Linked DNA regions of Homo sapiens: region 2 is linked to region 1. The links are chromatin loops, found by intact Hi-C in ENCODE. Cell type or tissue: natural killer cell. All regions are shown on one strand. Links, peaks and the distances in the headings refer to the core of each region. The heading gives the core; the rest is flanking DNA.

What was found. A loop is a pair of places that touch in the nucleus more often than their neighbours do. Peaks named below come from ENCODE experiments on the same cell type or tissue, not always from the same donor. Only the 100,000 strongest peaks of a DNase experiment are listed, where the experiment ranks them.
Region 2: a loop joins it to region 1, with 5 times the contacts of the local background. A loop is called at or near these places in 43 of 110 quality-filtered maps.

What each region holds. Positions count from the first base shown.
Region 1 is chr11:73,960,480-73,969,516 of GRCh38, forward strand. It overlaps DNAJB13 (DnaJ heat shock protein family (Hsp40) member B13), which reads left to right. Exons shown (of 8, transcript NM_153614.4): 4 at 4,399-4,556; 5 at 5,659-5,772; 6 at 7,866-7,979; 7 at 8,767-8,843. Among named protein-coding and RNA genes, the nearest start is that of DNAJB13, 14 kb to the left of the region's middle. RefSeq lists silencers at 4,070-4,179, 4,200-4,289. In natural killer cell, for the core only: a CTCF peak has its summit at 4,008 (motif pointing right); a DNase peak (open chromatin) is centred at 4,032.
Region 2 is chr11:74,086,470-74,097,453 of GRCh38, forward strand. C2CD3 (C2 domain containing 3 centriole elongation regulator) reads right to left here. Exons shown (of 33, transcript NM_001286577.2): 17 at 8,759-8,939; 18 at 7,347-7,530; 19 at 5,947-6,119; 20 at 4,344-4,467. Among named protein-coding and RNA genes, the nearest start is that of C2CD3, 79 kb to the right of the region's middle. RefSeq lists an enhancer at 10,840-10,984. In natural killer cell, for the core only: no CTCF peak of the experiment used is centred there; a DNase peak (open chromatin) is centred at 4,412.

The DNA of each region.
Region 1 (9,037 bases), core at 1,704-5,703:
CTAATTTTTGTATTTTTCATAGAGTAGAGACAGGGTTTCGCCATGTTGGCCAGGCTGGTCTTGAACTCCTGACCTCAGGTGATCTGCCCACCTCGGCCTCCCAAAGTGCTGGGATTACAGGCATGAGCCACCGTGTCTGGCCGAGCCCTCCATTTTCTTCCTCAGAAGCAGCTACTAGGGAAGCAGCTATTAGTAAACAGTTTATGTATCCTTCCAGAAACTTGCCATGCTTGTATGAGCTGTATTTATTTTTACAGAAGCCTTTTATTAAGGAAATAGGGCCAAATTTTACACAATGATTTTTTTTTTCACTTAATATATCTTGGAGATTATCTTATATGTTATACTATATATAGATCTACTTTATTCACTTACATGCAAATCTATATACTATGTACAGATCTGCATAAGATTTCATTGTACAGATGTCTATTAGGGATCCATTGCAGAAGCAAATACTGTTTTAGCCACGTGAAGCAGAAAGGGGTTCAAAACAGGGAATTAGGTGCTTTAAAAAATCACCGAGGCCAGGTGTGGTGGCTCACTCCTATAATCCCAGCACTTTGGGAGGCTGAGGTGGCTGGATTGCTTGAGTGTAGGAATTCGGTGCCAACCTGGGCAACATAGCCAAACCCCATCTCTACAAAAAAATGTGCCAGGAATGGTGGTGTGTATCTGTAGTTCCAGCTACTCAGGAGGCTGAGGTGGGAGAATCGCCTGAGCCCAGGAGGTTGAGGCTGCAGTGAGCCAAGATCGGGCCACTGCACTCCAGCCTGGGTGACAGATTGAGACCTTGTCTCAAAAAAATAAAATACATAAATAAAGAAATAATCATTGAAAGGCCTGGGTGAGAAGGCTGTAAGCTGGCCCTGTAGGAAATCTTCCAAGAACACCACCTCTAAACTGGCCCACAAGGAGAGCTGCTGTCTCTGCCACAGTCACAAAGAAGGAATCAGGAAATGTCACCGTTGCATTCCAGAGCACACCATGAATGTAGCTGCAACTGCTGCCTCACTTGCCTCTGACAGGCATGAAACTCGTGGGTGGACCCACAAAGGCTGCTGCAGAAAAACCTAGTGTCTCCACAACAGTGCCCACCAGCTCCAGACAGAGCCACGGAGAGATGCCTGCCGCCTTCTTCCTGCCTCCCAAGCAGCTCAGGAACTACCTGATGAACAGAATTCAAAGCCAGAACCTTAGCTGCAAGAGAGTCTGGGGGATGTTCCTTTTGGCTCTACAGATTCTCTAGCAGGGAAGGTATGCAAGAAGGAGGACAGAGCAGATGCCAAGTGCCAGCATGGCTACCATGGATGTTTTATAATTTATTATTATTAAAGTCTTGCTCTGTTGCCCAGGCTGGAGTGCAGTGGCACAATCTTGGCTCACTGCAACCTCTGCCTCCTGGGTTCAAGCGATTCTCCTGCCTCAGCCACCCGAGTAGCTGGGATTACAGGTGGGCACCAGAATGCCTGGCTAATTTTTGTATTTTGAGTAGAGATGGGGTTTCCACTCAAGACTGGCCAGGCTGGTTTTGAACTCCTGACCTCAGGTGATCCGCCTGCGTCATCCTCCCAAAGTGCTGGGATTATAGGCATGAGCCACCATGCCAGGTCTAATTTATTATTTTTAATTACTGTCTTATTGATGGGTAGTTTCTTCCCAGTCTTTTGCTAATATTGTATTTGTGGGAAGATACCTCTTGTCTCTTTTGCAGTTAAAACAGTTCTTGTGCTATTTATAGTTTCCCTAATATGCTTGTCTCCCTACCAGACTGGGAGATCCTCCAGGTCTGATTGATCTCAGCGTAGCCAAATCCCAGCCTAGCATCTGACAAGAGTGAGTGTGGATGGGTGGATGCATGAAATGAAGGAAGGACAGATGGATGAATGGATGAGTGGGTGTATGAATGAATAGACGAGCACATGGTGGGTGGGTGGGTGGGTAGGCGGACGGATGGCTGGGTAAATGAATGGATGGCTGGGTAGGCGGATGGATGGCTGGGTAGGCGGAAGGATGGCTGAGTAGGTGGATGGGTGCGTGATTCCAGGTCTGAGACAAACTGACCAAGAGTTGATTTCTGAGGCTCAGAATCATCTTGCAAAGGCAGTGAAAAGACCTTCACACCTGACTTCCTGGCTCCAGTTATACCCACATAAGGCCTAGATTTTTCACTGCCTGTTTTCTCCTACACCTCTTGCCCCTTCTCCCTGACTATACTTCAGCCTTTCTGAACTTCATAAGTTCTTTCCTTCTCTTTTCTGTGCCAATATGTGGGTTACAGCCCCTCTGCCTCAGAGATTGCTCCCACCTTGTGCCACCCTCACGTGTCTGCCAGAAGAAGCTGAGTTTATAAGCTCCACGTGAGACTGAAAACAGCAAGGGGCTTCGAGTAGCGGGCCTGTTTCCAATCCATGCGCTGCCATTTGTGAACCGTGTGATCCTGGGAAAATTTCTTCACCCCTCTGAAACCCCAGCTTCCTAACCATTACATAGCCAAAATAATCATTAAGGCTCAAGGGCTATTATCAGATGAGATAATGTTTATGAAAAGGGGCTTTGCAATCGGCCGGGCATGGTGGCTCACACCTGTAATCCCAGCACTTCAGGAGGCTGAGGCCGGCGGATCACTTGAGGTCGGCAGTTCAAGACCAGCCTGACCACCATGGAGAAAACCCATCTCTACTAAAAACAAACAAACAAACAAAAACAAAAAAACAAAGCCAGGCACAGTGGTGCATGCCTGCAATCCCAGCCACTTAGGAGGCTGAGGTAGGAGAATCGCTTGAACCGAGGAGGTGGAGGTTGTGGTGAGCCGAGATTGCGCCATTGCACTCCAGCCTGGGCAACAAGATTGAGACTCTGTCTCAAAAAAAAAAAAGAAAAAAGAAAAAAAATGAAAGGGGCTTTGCAGTCCAAAAATGCCATACAGTGGACCTTGCCTCCCTACCTGTCTCAGTTCAAAGGAGCCAAGTGAGTCTACAGGGCATCGCTCATTGGGAAAGGTCAGGCTCAGGGTCTGGGCTTCCTCAGGCAGTGCCCAGAAGCTATACTGCCATAGTGCTCCACCCCAAGGGTTCCTGAGTCCCATCTCCCTGCAGGGTTGAGGGGCTGGGCTTCCTGTGGACTGGCTATTGGGGTGTTTACTGCCTGGTACACTGTAGGTCTGGGTGAACAAGTGAATTCAGCAATGCAACAGGAGGACCAGAAGATTCAGGCCTCTTGATTGCCCATCGCATCTTAGAGGGACATAGTGTAGTCACCTCACCATCCCTGCCTAAGGTCATTTCACCATTCTAGCCTGTGAAGTTCATTCCATGGCATTAACCATGAGAGGCAGAATATGAAAACTCTTAACCATAGCGCCCCTCGAGTTTACAGCTTATGAGGGGCTTCCACATCTAGCGATGCGGCGTGGCACAGTGGTTAAGGACACAGGTTCCGTAGTCATATTGTCCTGTGGTTCAGATCCCAACTCTACTGCTTACTAGCTACGGGACCTTAAGCGTTTTGTTTGGGCTCCCTGGACCAATGAAATAATAATGTAAGGTTCCAAAAATAGCACCTGACGCATAGTAAGCTCTCAGCAAGTTTTAGCTCTTCATCTTAATGGTGGAAGGCAGGTCAGGCATTATTACCCCATCCCACAGACCAAGACACTGAAGCCCACGGATCACACAGCACATCAGGGGCAGAGCCAGGATGGGGCTGTCTTTGCACTGGGAGGAAGGATGGGGGCAGCAAGAGGGGTTATGGGTGCAGAGCTGGGCAGGGGCAAAAGAAATTGAGGAAAGAGGAGTTTGGGGAATGCCGGTGGCCTCTCAAATTGTTAGGGACCAACCCTTTCCCTCCCCCATCTCAGCTGACAGCTTTATAGAAACTTGAGTCTGGGGTCTTTAGCAATCTTGGGCTGGGCTGGACAGCGAAGGGTTATGGAGTCTGGGGAAGAGTAGAGAGGACTGGCAGGCTCTCACCTTCCTGCCGAGGACTACCAGCAGTCTCTTCTGGCACTCCTGAGCGCGGCCACCAGAGGGAGTGCCTCCCTTTCCTGAGACAGCCAGAGTTACGGTATCCGAGTTGTGAATAAGAGAGACGGGGAAGCGTTGGGCGGGGTGGGGGGGGAATGTCCCAAGGGGAGGTGAAGCAGTGGGAAATGGCAAAGGATGATAATCACTGCATCTGCAGTTGAAGACAGCTCCTTGGCTTGGCCAGTCTGAGAGGTGGTTATAGGATGCTGGGTGTTACACAGGACACTGAAGAGGTTGGGGAGCATATCTGGATAGGGAGGCTGTGTGTGTGTGTGTGTGTGTGTGTGTGTGTGTGTGTGTGTGTGTGTGCGCGCGCGCGCATGTCTGGGTCTCTGGATACAATTTCTCTTACTCCTCTCCCTACCTCCTGCAGAGTTTTTTGATGCAGAAGGAAGTGAGGTAGATTTGAACTTTGGGGGGCTCCAGGGCCGAGGGGTCAAGAAGCAGGACCCCCAAGTCGAACGGGATCTCTACCTGTCCCTGGAGGACTTATTCTTTGGCTGCACCAAAAAAATTAAGATCTCCAGAAGGGTGAGTACTCAGCTTGCTCCTCCCGGGAGCCACCTATCTCCTGCAGCCTAGCAGCTGCCTCCTCCCTTACCTGGGTGGGAGGACTCAGGGATGGTCTCTGATGGAATTATGGAACCTTAGATTCAGAGACCTAGGATGTTAGAATTCCGGAATCTGAAATTCGGAAGGGACAGTTGAAGACATTAGCCCGGTTCTTTCCTAGTGCAGGAGTGCCCTCTGCAGCCTTCCCAACTGGGACAGGCTCTTTCCCTTCCTTTCTTTCAGTTCAGCCCCATCCCCGTGGGAACTGGAAAGGCTCTGAATGGGAGGAGTCTCTTCTGAATTCTTCCTTCTGGGCTTTACCAGACCATATTCCCAGGATTTCATCAGGGTGCATGCCTCGTGCATAAGAAAGAACAGTGGGCATGGAGGGTGGGCTGGGAGATAGTCCCCAAGGTGACGGGTTGAGGAAGACCCTCAGTGCCTCATGTCTAGTCCTTGGCTTGGCCCTGTCCCATGGCCCAGCCCTGTGCCAGGCATAAGAGCAAGCCCCCTCCACCTTTGCCCAGCAGAGGAGATGCCGATGCGGCCATGCTTTCCACAGATGGAACCCATCTGGACATGCGACTGGGGAGTGGAAGGATCCCCAGTGGGGAATGCACTGGGGGAGGCTTAGATATGTTGACTTTCATTTCTCTCTTTGGGATTAAGAGACTTGCTGGAGGCTCAGGGCCGGGCCTCTGGGATTTGGAGAGAGGAATGGAGTACATTTTCACCATGTATCTGTTAGTGGCCAGGGCTGGAGCTGTGTGTTTGATCAACTAATGGTGACTGCTTGGCATCTCAGCCCCCAGCCCCAGTCTCATGGCATCCTCTGCCATACTGGAATCATAAGTTCTTGGTTGTCATGGCAACAGGATGGGAGTGGGAGTGGCTCAGGGCAGGCTCTCCCCATTGCTGGAGGCTCTTCCCATTGCTAGAGGATTGAGCCCAAGTACAAATCCCATAGAGCATCTTTCACGTGTGCAAAGGTCACCTGAGTGTTCATGAAAATCTGAGCAAATCTCGACTGTACTCATGGAAGTCCTAAGCAGACCTCCCCACACCTGATATGTTGCTATAGGTGCTGAACGAGGATGGGTACTCCTCCACCATCAAGGACAAGATCCTGACCATTGATGTGAAGCCCGGTTGGAGGCAGGGCACACGCATCACCTTTGAGAAGGAAGGGGACCAGGTGAGGGGGGAAGAAGCTGACTCAGGTCAGTCACTGAGCTCAGGCGGTGGGAAGACTGAGGAGGAAAGGAAGGGAAAGGAGGCAATACTTTTTCCTGCCCCTGTGAGCCTTGGTCTGTAGAGAGCCCAGTCTGCAGAGTGGGTGAGATGGGATCCCTAATGTTCCTTCCAAGGAACAGAGCCTTAGCCTTACAGTGCTTCTGTGAACAGGCAGCCCAGGGACTGTCCCCATTTTACAGAGTGGGAAATGGGGGCCCAGAGAAGAAAGGGACTTGCCCAGGGCAAGAACATGGGAGCTGAAAGGAGATCCCAGTCTGAACTCCAGTGTTTTCCTGATTTTCTTCAGTGCTTCTCAGAATAAAGCCCAATTACAGGAGCTACTCAGAAACCATTTAATCATAATAATTTTATTTATTTATGTATTTATTTATTTATTTATTTTTATTTTGAGATGGAGTCTCACTGTCGCCCAGGCTGGAGTGAGGTGGCATGATTTCAGCTCATTGCAGCCTCCACCTCCTGGATTCAAGCAATTATCCTGCCCCAGCCTCCTGAGTAGCTGGGACTACAGGCATGTGCCACCACGCCCAGCTAATTTTTTTTTTTTTTTTTTTTTTTTTGAGACAGAGTCTCGCTCTGTTACCCAGGCTGGAAGGCAGTGGTGCGATCTCAGCTCACTGCAAACTCCGCCTCCCGGGTTCAAGTTATTCTGCTGCCTCAGCTTCCCCAGTAGCTGGGATTGCAGGCATGCACCACCACACCCGACTAATTTTTGTATTTTTAGTAGAGACGGGGTTTCACCATGTTGGCCAGGCTGGTCTTGAACTCCTGACCTCAGGTGATCCACCTGTCTCGGCCTCCCAAAGTGCTGGGATTACAGGCGTGAGCCACTGCGCCCAGCCACCCAGCTAATTTTTGTATTTTTATAGAGATAGGGTTTCTCCGTGTTGGCCAGACTGGCCTCGAAATCCTGACCTCAGGTGATACGCCTGCCTCGGCCTCCCAAAGTGCCTGGGATTAAAGGTGTGAGCCACCGTGCCTGGCCTATTAATAATAATTTTAAATTAAATACTATTTAAATAAAAACATAAATTTATTGTCCAAGGCGTGCTGAATCCTTAAGTCCTGAGAAGAGGCATTCAGAGCCAGGGAAGACACATTCCTTTGCCTGCACTTTTTGCCCCCTTTCTCACCTATGAAACATCTACCTCCGGTCTGGCCTGGTGGCTCACACTTATAGCCTCAGCACTTTGGGAGGCCAAGGCAGGAGAATCACTTGAGCTCAGAAGTTTGAGACCAGTCTGGGCAACATAGCGAGACCTTGTCTCTACTAAAAATAAAAAATTTAGCTGGGCATGGTAGTGTGTGCCTGTGGTCCCAGATACTCAGGAGACTGAGGCAGGAGGATCTTTTGAGCCGAGGAGGTCAAGGCTGCAGTGAAGTATGATCATGCCACTGCACTTCAGCCTGGGCAACAGAGCGAGATCCTGTCTAAAAACAAAACAAACAGACAAAATACAAATAAAACATCTACTTCGAATAAACACGCTTCAAAACCCAGCTCCAGTGTTCCCCGCTCTGGGCAGCCTCCTCTGAGCCCCAGCCTCTGGGCCTCCCTTTATCATGTCTTGAGCGTGCTGAGGATTCACTGTCAGTGTTAGGGGCCAGTCTGATTCCTCTGTCCCCAGCGCCCAGAAGAGACCTCAGCAGAGTTTTGGTGACTTAATGAAGTTTGGGACAGGGGTGTCATGCCTGGAGTTACTAGCAAGACAGAGACATACGGGCAGTTGCCTGACGCCCAGCTTAGTGTTCCACCTGCCTGCCGTCTGAGGAAGCCTCTCCGCCCCTCCAGCTGAGTGTGTCTATTTTGGGCATGCTCAGTACAGAAGTAATTCTGGGGGGATTCATTTGGGTAAGCTTCTCGGGCTTCTAATCCATCTGGGCTATGGGGGCCAAACTGAAAAGGCCCTTCCAGAAAACCTGCTCTCATCTCCCCATTGTACAGATGAAGACATGGAGACAAGTAGAGGCAGGAACTTGGCCAAGGTCACACGGCCAACTAGTCCTTGTCACCTTTTGGCGTCCCCTGCCCAGGGCCCCAACATCATCCCAGCAGACATCATTTTCATCGTAAAGGAGAAGCTACACCCTCGCTTCCGCAGGGAGAATGACAACCTCTTCTTCGTGAACCCCATCCCTCTTGGCAAGGTGAGTGGGCAAAGTGCAGGAGCAGCGGGGAGGAGATCAGAGTGAGCCCTGCCTGCCCCGGCCTAGACTTGGCCTCCCCTCCCACAACCACCTGCCATCAGTCACTAAGCCCTGTGGATTCCACCCTCTAAATCACCATCCACTTGGTCCCGTCTGCTCATCTGCACCGCCTGGATCTGTACACCAGATCTGCGCAGCAGGCCTTCCTCCCCACTTCTCATCTCCTCCAGGCTCTTCTCCTTAGGGATCCTGCCACACACTCATCAGACCCTGCCACACTCCTGTCTAAACATCTTTGTGCCACTGGAGGCCCTCTGCGATCTGCTCCCTGCTTACTCCTTCCCCTGCACTCCCGCCCCTTCGCCGCATAGCACCCTGCCTGTGTGGCGCATTGTCACACCTCCGTTCTCATTTCTGCTGGGCCCTCTCCCTGGAATGCTGTCTATTCACCTGACCCTATAGGGTCCTCATCAATAGCTACCACCACTGCTACCACTTCCTGCCCCACTCCTGAATGGTTTAGGGGCCTCTCCTTGGCTCCCACAAACGCTTTTATTCTGTCTCCATCATTACATTTATACAACATCCATCTTACCTGCCAGATCCATCCATCTTTCCTGCCAGTGCAGAAAATTGCATGGGTCATTCACCTATTAGTTATTGAACAGCCTCGTCTCCCTTGTGCCCAACTCACAGTCTGGCACTGGACAGGTTCCTAAGGTGCCTTCTAAATAGGAGAGCCATGGTGACCCTCCTCAGCCCCACCTTTGGCCCTGACCCTCCCTAGGCTCTCACCTGCTGCACTGTGGAGGTGAGGACCCTAGATGACCGTCTGCTCAACATCCCCATCAATGACATCATCCAGTGAGTCCATCTGCCTTGGGCCCCAGTAGCCAAGAGAAGGGCTAGCCTGGGATTTAGGTGGTAGTGTGACAGGTCTGCCCAGTAGAGTTGTACAGGCTGCCCCCAGCAGAAGGGTTCCCTGCTGAGGGGATAGAGAGGACCAAAACTGAACCCACACTGGCCAAGCTGTGGGCTGCAATCACCTGGCAAAAGGA
Region 2 (10,984 bases), core at 2,756-6,755, 130 kb after region 1:
AGTGACCTCGTTTTGGTCTGTGCTTAGACATGATGATGGAGCTGTCTTGTTTTTGTCTCACTTCATCATAGTCATACAGTGATCTTGTCTGATGCTGATGTTCTGTAAGATTACTTATGGTCAACAAGAAAACACCAAAGCCTACCTATGAATTTTGGCCCAATTCCCAGAAGTCTGGGGCTGCTTTTATCTTTCTCAGCACAGATGTTCCATGATGTATAAATGGAATCTACACGCCTTTAACGACACTCATAAAGAGTAGTCAAGTCATTTGGGTGTAGCTACAGTATGGGACAAACCCCCTTTCCCTAAACTCCCCAAGGCGATAGAGTTGACATCTAGGCAAAGAAATCACCTATTTTTGAAGCATTTCTTGATATCCCTAAAGTAGACTTCTGGGTTCCTTCCTGTTAAAACCTTACTGTACTTCATAGAGAGTAGTAATTTGGAGTTATACAGATCTGGGTTTGAATGCTGGCTCCACCATTTACTTACCATGTGACTCTGGATAAGTTATTCAACCTCCTTTAAGTCTCAGTTTCCTCTTCACTAAGATGAGGTTAACATAAGATAGTATATAAATACTAAAGATGTATATTATATATTTGGATGCTTACTGCAATTTCATTTCTAAGAAAAAAAGAAAAACTTTTTCCTTTTCATTATCGTTAATGATCATTAATAGATGATTTATCATTAACAGAAGATTAATGTGCATCCATACAATAGTATACCATGAAGTATATATTATGCCTAGGAAAAATGGGGTGAAAATAAATTGAATGCTAGCAGTAGCTTAAAAAATGAGGATAGGCTGGGTGCGGTGGCTCGCGCCTGTAATCCCAGCACTTTGGGAGGCTGAGGTGGACGGATCACCTGAGGTCAAGAGTTTGAGACCAGCCTGCCCAACATGACGAAACCCCATCTCTACTAAAAATACAAAAACTTAGCCGGGCGTGGTGGCGGGCACCTGTAATCCCAGCTACTCAGAGGCTGAGTCAGGAGAATCGCTTGAACCCAGGAGGCGGAGGTTGCAGTGAGCTGAGATCGCACCAGTGCACTCTAGCCAGGGCGACAAGAGTGAAACTCCATCTCGAAAAAAAAAAAATGAGGATAAAATACTCATAGGGTGTTGTAAAGATAACATTAGATAATATATACAAAAGAAAGAACTTGCATATGGACAGTGAAGGACTCTTAATAGGGAACTTTCAGAGATGGCAGTGAGATGGCAGAAAGGCTTGGGCCCCAAGCTGGTTTGAATTCACTCATTCAGTCGTTATTTGCTGGGTATCTGCTCTGTGTGTCATGCCTTGGGCTCAGCTGGATATATAGTAGTGAAGTAGCCTCAATTCCTTAGCTTCACGGCATTTAAAGACTACTGGCTATGTCCAAGAAAGGTTCTATTCACTCTGAGTTAAAGATCAGGTGAGTTAGAAGAAGCAAGTCAGTAAGAAGTGCCTACTTTACATAGGCACCAACAATGTATTTTCAGGAAGACCACTGGCAGGTAAGATGGAGGCTGGTGTTTCTTGATGAGAGAAGACTAATTTACAGCACCTGCTATCTAGATGCCAGCGTAAGGATTCAAGAGGGGTAAGTTTAGAACATCAAGAATTCTTTTCAGTAAGAGGCAATGCAAAATTTACTTCTCTGATTTTACTGGCAAATAGAGGTCACAATTATCTATACAAGTGGAAGTAATCATAAAAATCTGTATATTTGTACAATAGTTTGTAGTTTATAAAATGACTTCATATTTGTTAATTTTTACACTGATCCCTACAAAATCAGGGTAGGTATTTAAAATTTCCATTTCAGATGAAGAAACCGAAGCTCATGGAAGTAAAGAAATCAGCCCCAAATCATACACAGCTAGTAGGAGATGGGGGTGAGACTAGAAGCTATAGTGTCTGATTTCTAGAACAGTTCTGTGTCCATTATACCATGCATTGTCTCACATCCTGTGAACCTCTCCCAACCTACCAGAAGAGTGTTGTGTCAGAACTGGCCTGGCTTCTTGTTCTCCCTCCTTGAATATATGACACAGACCAAATGGGAGATTTAGAACAAACTGCCTGTCATCCAATCTGACTTTCCTCATGAGTCCTCAGACAGAGCAACTACTGAGTTTCCGACTTGTTATCTGCCCTCTCTGAGATCTACTGAGTATCTAAATTCTGAGTCCTTCTCTGCCAATTAAATGCTAGTTAATTTAATGCCATATTGAAGAATTCTGATGTTGGCTGGATCTGAGACTGAGGAGGTACTCCAAAAACACAAGTTTCATGCCTCCCTGCCTTTGCACATGTTCTTCTCTTTCACCAAAATAATTTTCACCCCTTTTGGGTATCTTGATAACTACTATTCTTCTTTTAAGACTCAGATTTATTTTGAAGGGGCTTGAATGCCAAGCTAAGGAAGTTGGACCTTATTATATGGACCAATGATCCCTAAAGAAGGCTGTATACAACTTAGGAGGTTCATAGGATAAACTATATTGGTTATCTCATATATTAAAGTTTTTCTATTCCATGGTATATCTTAGAATATATTTTGTATATGAGTATAGCAGTACATGAAGATGATTTATACATGAGTAAATATGTACATATTTAAAGGGTATGCTACCTTTTTTATTAATAGGAATGCATAATTAAAATTATGAGATCACTGCTATCAACAATGGGAAATCATCAAGTTTTAATGTAAGGAAGTGGTATGATTATAAAACTGCTTTACTGTCTCAGTGATGGGATCTGTACCCTAAACCTTAGCATCATGCGACATACCCATATAACAAATCTGCACATGTACCCCTGTATCTAAAATAAAAAGTTGAAATTAAACAAACAAACAAACGAAACACACCAAAAACCAAAACAAACATAAAAACAAAACCCAAAACCAACCTGTCTTGACATCACCTTCACTAACACTAAGATGTTCTTGGGCAGTAACTGAAAGAGTCTACGTGGAGAATTTAGTGAGGAACAATATTAACTACACTGAGTATCTTAGCTCTTCAGCATCAGATCTCACACAATAATGCAATTTCTTATTTGGAGACCATAAAGTTATAGGTGAACAGTTTGACCCTCAGCTACAACAGGGAAAAAGTTAGGGAGCACTTGTCTGTTTCTTTGTTCAAAGGGTGTCAGTCTGAAGCAGGAGCCTGATCTAGTTCTCTTTCTTACTGGGTGCCTGTTATATGCTAGAACTATGCTAGGAGGTTAGAAGGATGGAGAGGAGCTCAGGCAGTATCTCTGACTAGAGGAACTCACAGCCTAGTGGGAGAAAAATGCATGTATGCCAATAATTGAAACAGAATATGTGCTACAACCAAGGTGTTAACAAAGGAAAAACCACCAACTCTGCCTACACGTACAAAGAAATAAAGAGAGACTGTAAAGATGTTGCAAAGTCTTGAAGGAAAATAGGAGTTTGTTAAGTAGACAAAAGGAAGAAGAATATTCAAGGCAGAGAGAAGTATGAGTGAAGACCTGAAGGAGGTAAGGGAAAGGGCTGTGCTGTTTTTCTAGAGAAATAGTGTTCCAGGCAGAGAAAACAGCAAGACAAAGGCCTTGAGAGGAAAATATGCTTGGTGTGTTCAGAAGCAACATGGGGGTTGTGGCTGGAGTGGAGTAAGCAGAGGGCAGACTAGCAGGAGATGAGATCACAAAGATAGATGGGGGGTGGGGCACGTGGTTTAGATCATATGGGGTCTCATAGCCATTTTAAGGGCTCTGGTTTTTACTCTGAATAAGATCAAACATAGGCCAGGTGCACTGGCTCACGCCTGTAATCCCAGCACTTTGGGAGGCTGAGGCGGGTGGATCACTTGAGGTCAGGAGTTCGAGATCAGCCTGACCAACACAGTAATGAGGATCCCGCCACTGCACTCTAGCCTGGGCGACAAAGCTAGACTTAAGTGTTCATAGGTTCACTGGCTACTATGTTGAGAACAGACTAAAGGGGTGCAAGCTGGAAAAATAGGAGGTAGTACTCAGAGACTGAAAGGAATGAAGTGAGATTACACAGGAGTTGCAGTGATTGGGTATGGCATGGTTTGATGGTGTAGGGTATGGCCATAAGACTAAGTTGTTAAGAAAGGCACAGGATAAAATTGTTGGGCAAGGTCAAGGAGGTAAGTTGCTAACAGTTAAAATAGCAACGTTTGCAAGTGATTTACTCATATTCTGAAATGCTTTATTAACAGAAAAAGAGGAGTTGTGGTTAGTGAACTGGAAATTATACCTAAGAAAGTTTTGCATATCTGAGCATTATTTTACAATGATTGCAGTGTAAAAGGCTTGAGAATTGCTTGTCTCAGGTGGACTTACTTGGCTGCTGCTTGCAGACCACAGGCTCTGATAATCTGGACTGAGATGGAAACAGTTCGGGCAGCAAGAACTCCCTCTGCTGTTCTTGGACTACGCCTGTACCTTAGGCCCACATCCAGTAAACCTGAAGAATGAGGACACAAGGAAAGAAGGTTGGTCAGAAGAATCTCTGTTCCACCAAACCACAAAGTTTTGGTCAGGAAGGATGGAAGAGGATTAACACTACAACGAACAATAAGGGCAATGAGAGAATCTGTCCTTGTCATAATCACATTGTTATTCTTTAAGGTTAATAAAGGTTTAACAGGTTACTAATTTACTTTACATTCAAGAAATTATGGTTCAGAGATTTAATTCCTTGCCAAGATTACACAACTACTGAAGGCAGAACTTAACTCCAGATTTCTTTTTACCCCCAATTATGTTTATAGAATTGAGATGGGCTCTAGCCATTTTCTTTTTAAACTTTCAAACGGTTTCCACACCTCACATACTTCTATCACCCTCCTACCATCACCACCTGAAATATCCTTCTCATGCTACCTTTTTATAAAACCTCTATCATCCTACTGTCACATTTCAGGGACAGCTTTATGGAATAACAGAATAAGCTGATCAGGGAGGGTCAGGAGAAACAACTCAATCTTAATTATGGTGACATAAAACCTATTGTTTTGGCAGATACTCTTTAGCAAGCATGTACAGCAACTTGATATAGGAGGCTAAACTTCGTTATCTGATGATAAATTTAGAGGGTACACCATCCTGCTGGAAGCATTAGGATGTAATATCATTCAAATCTCCAAATTCGAATTAATCCTCTCCTAACTTTAAACCCTAGCCTTCTCCTCCCTTACAGTGAATTCCTGGTTCATGCTATCTTCTACCAATCCCCTATCTGCTCATGTTGGCTTGGAATAACAATTCTCTGAGTGTACCATATAATGCTTAGAATTTATGGCATGAGGGCTTATAAAATGCTTGCTGAAGTTAAAGGTGAAATGAGACAAGCAACATTTACATAGACTCCATGGAGCTATGAGTTTTCTAGAATTGTATACAAAATTGGCAGTGTATATTCTATACTCATTTTTTCCAAGACAAGGTGTCTTACAGTTTTCATCAGATCCTCAAAAGGGCAAATCCCTCAAAATGTGGAGAATCACTAATTTAGAGAGAAAAGGGATGTTTATGTATACTGTATATTTTATATATATATATGTGTGTGTGTGTGTATATATATATATATTTTTTTTTTGAGACGAGTTTCGCTTTTGTTGCCCAGGCTGGAGTACAATGGCTTGATCTTGGCTCACTGCAACCTCTGCCTCCTGGGTTCAAGCAATTCTTCTGCCTCAGCCTCCCAAGTAGCTGGGATTACAAGCATGGGCCACCATGCCTGGCTAATTTTTTTGTATTTTTGGTAGAGACGGGGTTTCTCCATGTTGGTCAGGCTGGTCTCGAACTCCTGACCTCAGGTGATCCACCCGCCTTGGCTTCCCAAAGTGCTGGGATTAGAGGTGTGAACCACCGCACCCGGCTATTTTATATATTTTTATGTATACTGATTTTGAAAGAAAAAGACAAACTTGTTTTCAATTACCTGATGACTGGTTCCTCAATTCTTTCCTGTTCTCAATCCTGGGGGTTAAAGGGAGATTAAAGGTCTGTATTCCCACATCCTCACGATGCTGGGTGGTTACCATAGCACAGATCCTTGATAATGGCAAGGTTCCTTTGGCGACCTTCTGGTCTCTCACATTAGGATAATAGTATCTGTAAACCACAAAAGCACACGTTGTCAGAAGAATTAGGTGATAAATGATTCAGTCTGCCCCACAGATCAGCCTTCACTACCTGGTTATCTTTGGTGCCTGATTGTTCTGTGTTGGTAGTACGCAGCTATGGTGTCTGGCTAAATTTACCACTCATTATGTGGAGGAGGAACTCCATAAATTATACCGAGTTCAGGACAAAGCCTAGCTTCCCTCAAGTTTTCTGTGCGGTAACTGTACATGCCTTGAACCTGTCGGGGGTGGCCACTCCTGAAAGCTTCCATCTTGCAGCAGCAAAAGTGGTTCAAAGTGGAGTAGGCCCAATATCTTTCATGGCTTACTCTCATCTTCATGCTGAAGCCCCTCTAATTTACCAGGGTAATGAGGATCTGTCAGTACCTACTCTATTTCCTTCTTATGTCAAAACAATCCATTCTTAGATTGCAAAGTTGTAACTCAAACCTAGGTGGTTTTAAAAATCTTTTTTGTACTTGACTGACAATTAATTGTATTTAGGAAAGTGTTCTCGCATGTGGATGGTACTCATCCCTAGTTCTGTTCCTGATGCTGTTTCCTTTCCTCTTATATTTATACTCTCTTAAGCACTTTAGTTGGTTTGTCGGTGGTGCAGATGTAAAGGGGTGGGTTGAACATCCGTATTTATGCCAGTATTTTCCTGGAAATCTTCCAATGTCTGTAACATTGAGTGGATTTATATTTTATAATATAAATCAAATATAATAATTTATATATTTGTTATATATAAATTATATTATTAAATTATATTTATAAAATAAATATAAATGTTCCTCTGGTGGTGGGAAGAACAGGTTACAAGAAATGAGTTTATAAGTAGGAGGCCAGTTAGGAGGCTACCACAGTCATTTAGGCAAGATATGAAAAGGGCCTGAACTAAATAAGGCAGTAAGGGACGCACAAAAAAGGTGATTGATATGTTTAATACATAATAGGAGGTAAAATAAATAAAACTTTCACTTTCAATGTAAGTAGTGATTAGAAATATGAGATACAATGGGTCATAAGATCCTAATAACAGACTTCAGTAAAAACTGGACAAGAGTCACTGTCAAATCCAAATAACATAAAACAGGGCTGAAGAGGCTGCTTAGCTTCCTTACAATAATTCAACCTAGGCTGGTTAGGAGTAGGATGCTTTATGATTGTGCACTTCCTTCCTAGGCATAGGACTGGGGTCTCCACACTGTACCTGCACCAGATTTCAAACTGGACTCCACCTCCAGGCACGAGGCCCTGTGCAGAGAAAGCACTTAGTAGGAGCCTTTGCACTGGAACCTCAGCTGGCAACAGGAGAGAGTGATGGTGTTCACTATTAAAGATGGGATCTGGAACACAGAGTGTGGTTGCAGTTCTGAAGGGCTTCAGAGTAATTCCTTTGGAAAAGAAAAGCATTTCAGAATAATCCAACATATGACTTAGTGTTTTCTTCTTCTTTCATGTTCTTCCAGTGAATATTACTTAGTAATTCCCTAGTAGTTATGGTTCCCTAAGGTCCCATGATAATACAGAAGAAAAAGATACCTTGCTGGTGGACAATTCATATATTGCCATACAAGTGCCAACACTTGTTAGGTTTTTTTTTTTTTTTTTTAATTATAGCCACCTTAGCTAGTATGAAATGGTATCTTGGTAGTTTTGATTTGCATTTCCCAAATAAGTAATGATGCTCAGTATTTTTCCATGTGCTTATTAGCCATTTGTATATCTTTGGAGAAATGTCTATTCAGATCCTTTGCCCACTTTTTAATTGGTTTTTAAGAAATGATTGATTTGTAAGAGTTCTTTATATATTCTGTATATACAAATCTCTTATTTGAACCTCAAAATCAACACTGGCAGCACTCTGGCAATCATTCTGGAACATACACCGAATGGCAAAAAGTTCGAGTCACCTGGTCTGTTTGTTCCCAGGTGAGAAAAAGGTGAGCGAGTTTGACTTCTTGTTTCAGCTCTCCGAGACTACCAGAAGATGGAGACAGTAGGAGGCAGTGAGAAGCTTCCAATCTGGGTACAGTAGGATGGGGTTTGAATCCCAACCTTGGCACTTGTTAGTGGGGCAGCCCCAAGCAAGTCACTTAATGCTTGTGAATCTCATTTTTTCTTTCATAAAATAAAGAAAACAGAGTCTACCAGGGTAAGTTGTTTTAGGAGTTAAGATAATGATCTATGTGAGATATGTATATGTACATATTTCCCTTAGGAACAGTGGTTCAGTATTCCTTAATTCAGCGTTCATGGTGGCTTTACAGAACAGAACTACTGCGAGGAATAAGAATCAACTTATACTATGTGTATAGATAAGAGTGGGCATGTAAAGGATATAAAATAGGGCAAATGCAAATAATTGGTAGAACTAGGTAAAGAGTATACCAAAGTTCTTTGTACTATTTTTACAGGTTTTTGTAAATTTGAAATTGTATCAAAATAAAAAGCTACAAAAATAGTTAAAAAATAAAAAAAACTTGGCCTATCTCCTGTTTTACTGCCCAGTAAGACTAGAAATATTCAACAACACAAAATTCACTCAGAAAAAAAAAACTCTTAAGTATAATCTAATAAAAGAACCATATAAGAATAAGAAAGCCTAATATCTAAACCTACCATTTTCAAGGAACTCAGGTCCTTTCAGCACACTGGATTGAGAGTGTTGAACTGGAAAGTAGTACTGGACATAACAATCTGCTTCTCCCCAGACTGTTGCCTGAAGAGGGGCTAGCCCTTTAACCATCTCTATATGGATCTCAAAGCAGTGCTCCATCAGTCCATTTCCTCGGTCCTCTGCCTATTAAATGAAACAGAAACACTGGTGAGCTTTAAAGAGTAACTTGCTTAGAATATTTCTGCTTCTCTATGAAGTCTGAGTATAGATAAAGAGATAAGTATAATTAGTTGATACTAAAATAGACACTTAATTTTCATTGTAACTCTCACAACTACTCACTGTAAGTAGGCTAAACAGGATGTACTCTTGACTATGAGACTGGGTTAATATTAGGAAATCCATAAATGTAATTCAGTGCATTAATGGAACAATAAAAATGATTAACACAAATGCTGAAAAGGCATTTGATAAAATTCAACATTTGTTCCTGATAAAAGCTCTTAATATACTAAGAATAGAAGGCTGTTCCCTTCATAGGAAAAATAATAAATCGTAAATTTAGAATAAATTCTACATTTAGAACAGCAAAGGAATGAGAAGTGAAGTGGAAGAAGGGTAACACCAGACCAAACTAATATCATAATTTAAGAAAAAAAGGAAAACTAATAGCCTACAGCAGACAGTGGCATCCACGATTCCAGCAGGACTCCTCAGTCTGGCCATTCAGAATAGCAAACAGGTACTAATTACTATTTCAAATCAGTTGGGTATAACACCAGGACTGTCCAATAATGGTAAGGACTACTTTGGGAGGTAGTGAAGACACTGTTACTAAAGGTAATAACAACAAATAATCGTGTATTTATTGAGGATTTACTATGAACCAGGCACTATACCAAACAGCTCACCTTCATTAAGTGATTTAACATGCAGAGCTAGTAACAGTGGAACCAGGTTTAGACTCAACGTAGTCTGACTCCAGAGTCAGTGTTCTTTATCCCTATTCTATACAGCAGATCTTAGAGAATGAATTATTCAGGAAAATTCAAAGGGGGAATTCAGCATTCAGAAAAGAGTTGAGACTATATGATATACATGTGTTTAACATTTTAACTACTAATCCAAAAAATCTAGAACAGAGACTGTATTAGGTCTCTGCTTTGAAATCTGAAAGCATATTTTAGCAATACCTGCTCAAAAATTTTCCTTAGAAAAACAGGAAACTTGCAATTTGATTCCCTCGGGCAAAAAAAATTGAAAAAAAAAATCTCTCAGAGTCACAACAGCTACTTAATTTGGCCTTATAGTATCACAGCAATTTGATATTCAGTTCTGCAAATGGTGAATTGGATGAGAGGCATGAGTAGAGGAGGAAAAACAATTGTTTTTATAGATATCTAATCCCACAGGTAAATCTTTCAAGGATTTCCTCTGTGCATGTAGTGAGAAACATTTTCTAACCTTTACTATGGAATTTAACAAAATCTGAGTCTACACTGCAAGATGACAGCCATACAACGCCTAAACAGACTTGGGGATATTAATGTGGCTTTTCTTTATTTGTGCTTTTATGTAATTTTCAACTTGAAAAATACGATTATCTATTGACAAACAATAATATCTAAGAAATAACTGGCCAGGTGTGGTGGTTCATGCTTGTAATCCCAGCACTCTAGGAGGTGGAGGTGGGTGGATCACTTGAGGTTAGGAGTTCGAGACCAGCCTGGCCTGGGCAATATGGTGAAATCCCATCTCTACTAAAAATATGTAAGTTACCAGGCCCAGTGGTGGGTGCCTGTAATCCCAGCTACCCGGGAGGCCAAGGCAGGAGAATCCCTTGAACCCAGTTGGTGGAGGTTGTAGTGAGCTGAGATGGCACCATTGCACTCCAGCCTGGGCAACAGAGCAAGACCTCACCTCGAAAAAAAAAAAAAAATCTAACAAATAACTAAGAAAAATGTGGAGTTCATAATATACAAATAAACCATAACTTGCTAAAAGTTATTTTCCTAATAGTTCTTTCCCTGCTAGAGACATTTAAATTTGTCATTTGGGTTCAGACTTAAGAATATAACATACTTAAATGGTATGGATACTGAGATTTGGCTGTACTAGTAAAGACAACAAATAGAAGATACAGTAGTACATGATACAGTGGAATAAAGACTGAACTTGAAGTTAGAAGACCTGTGTCTGAATCCCAATTCTCTCATTCCTAGTTATGT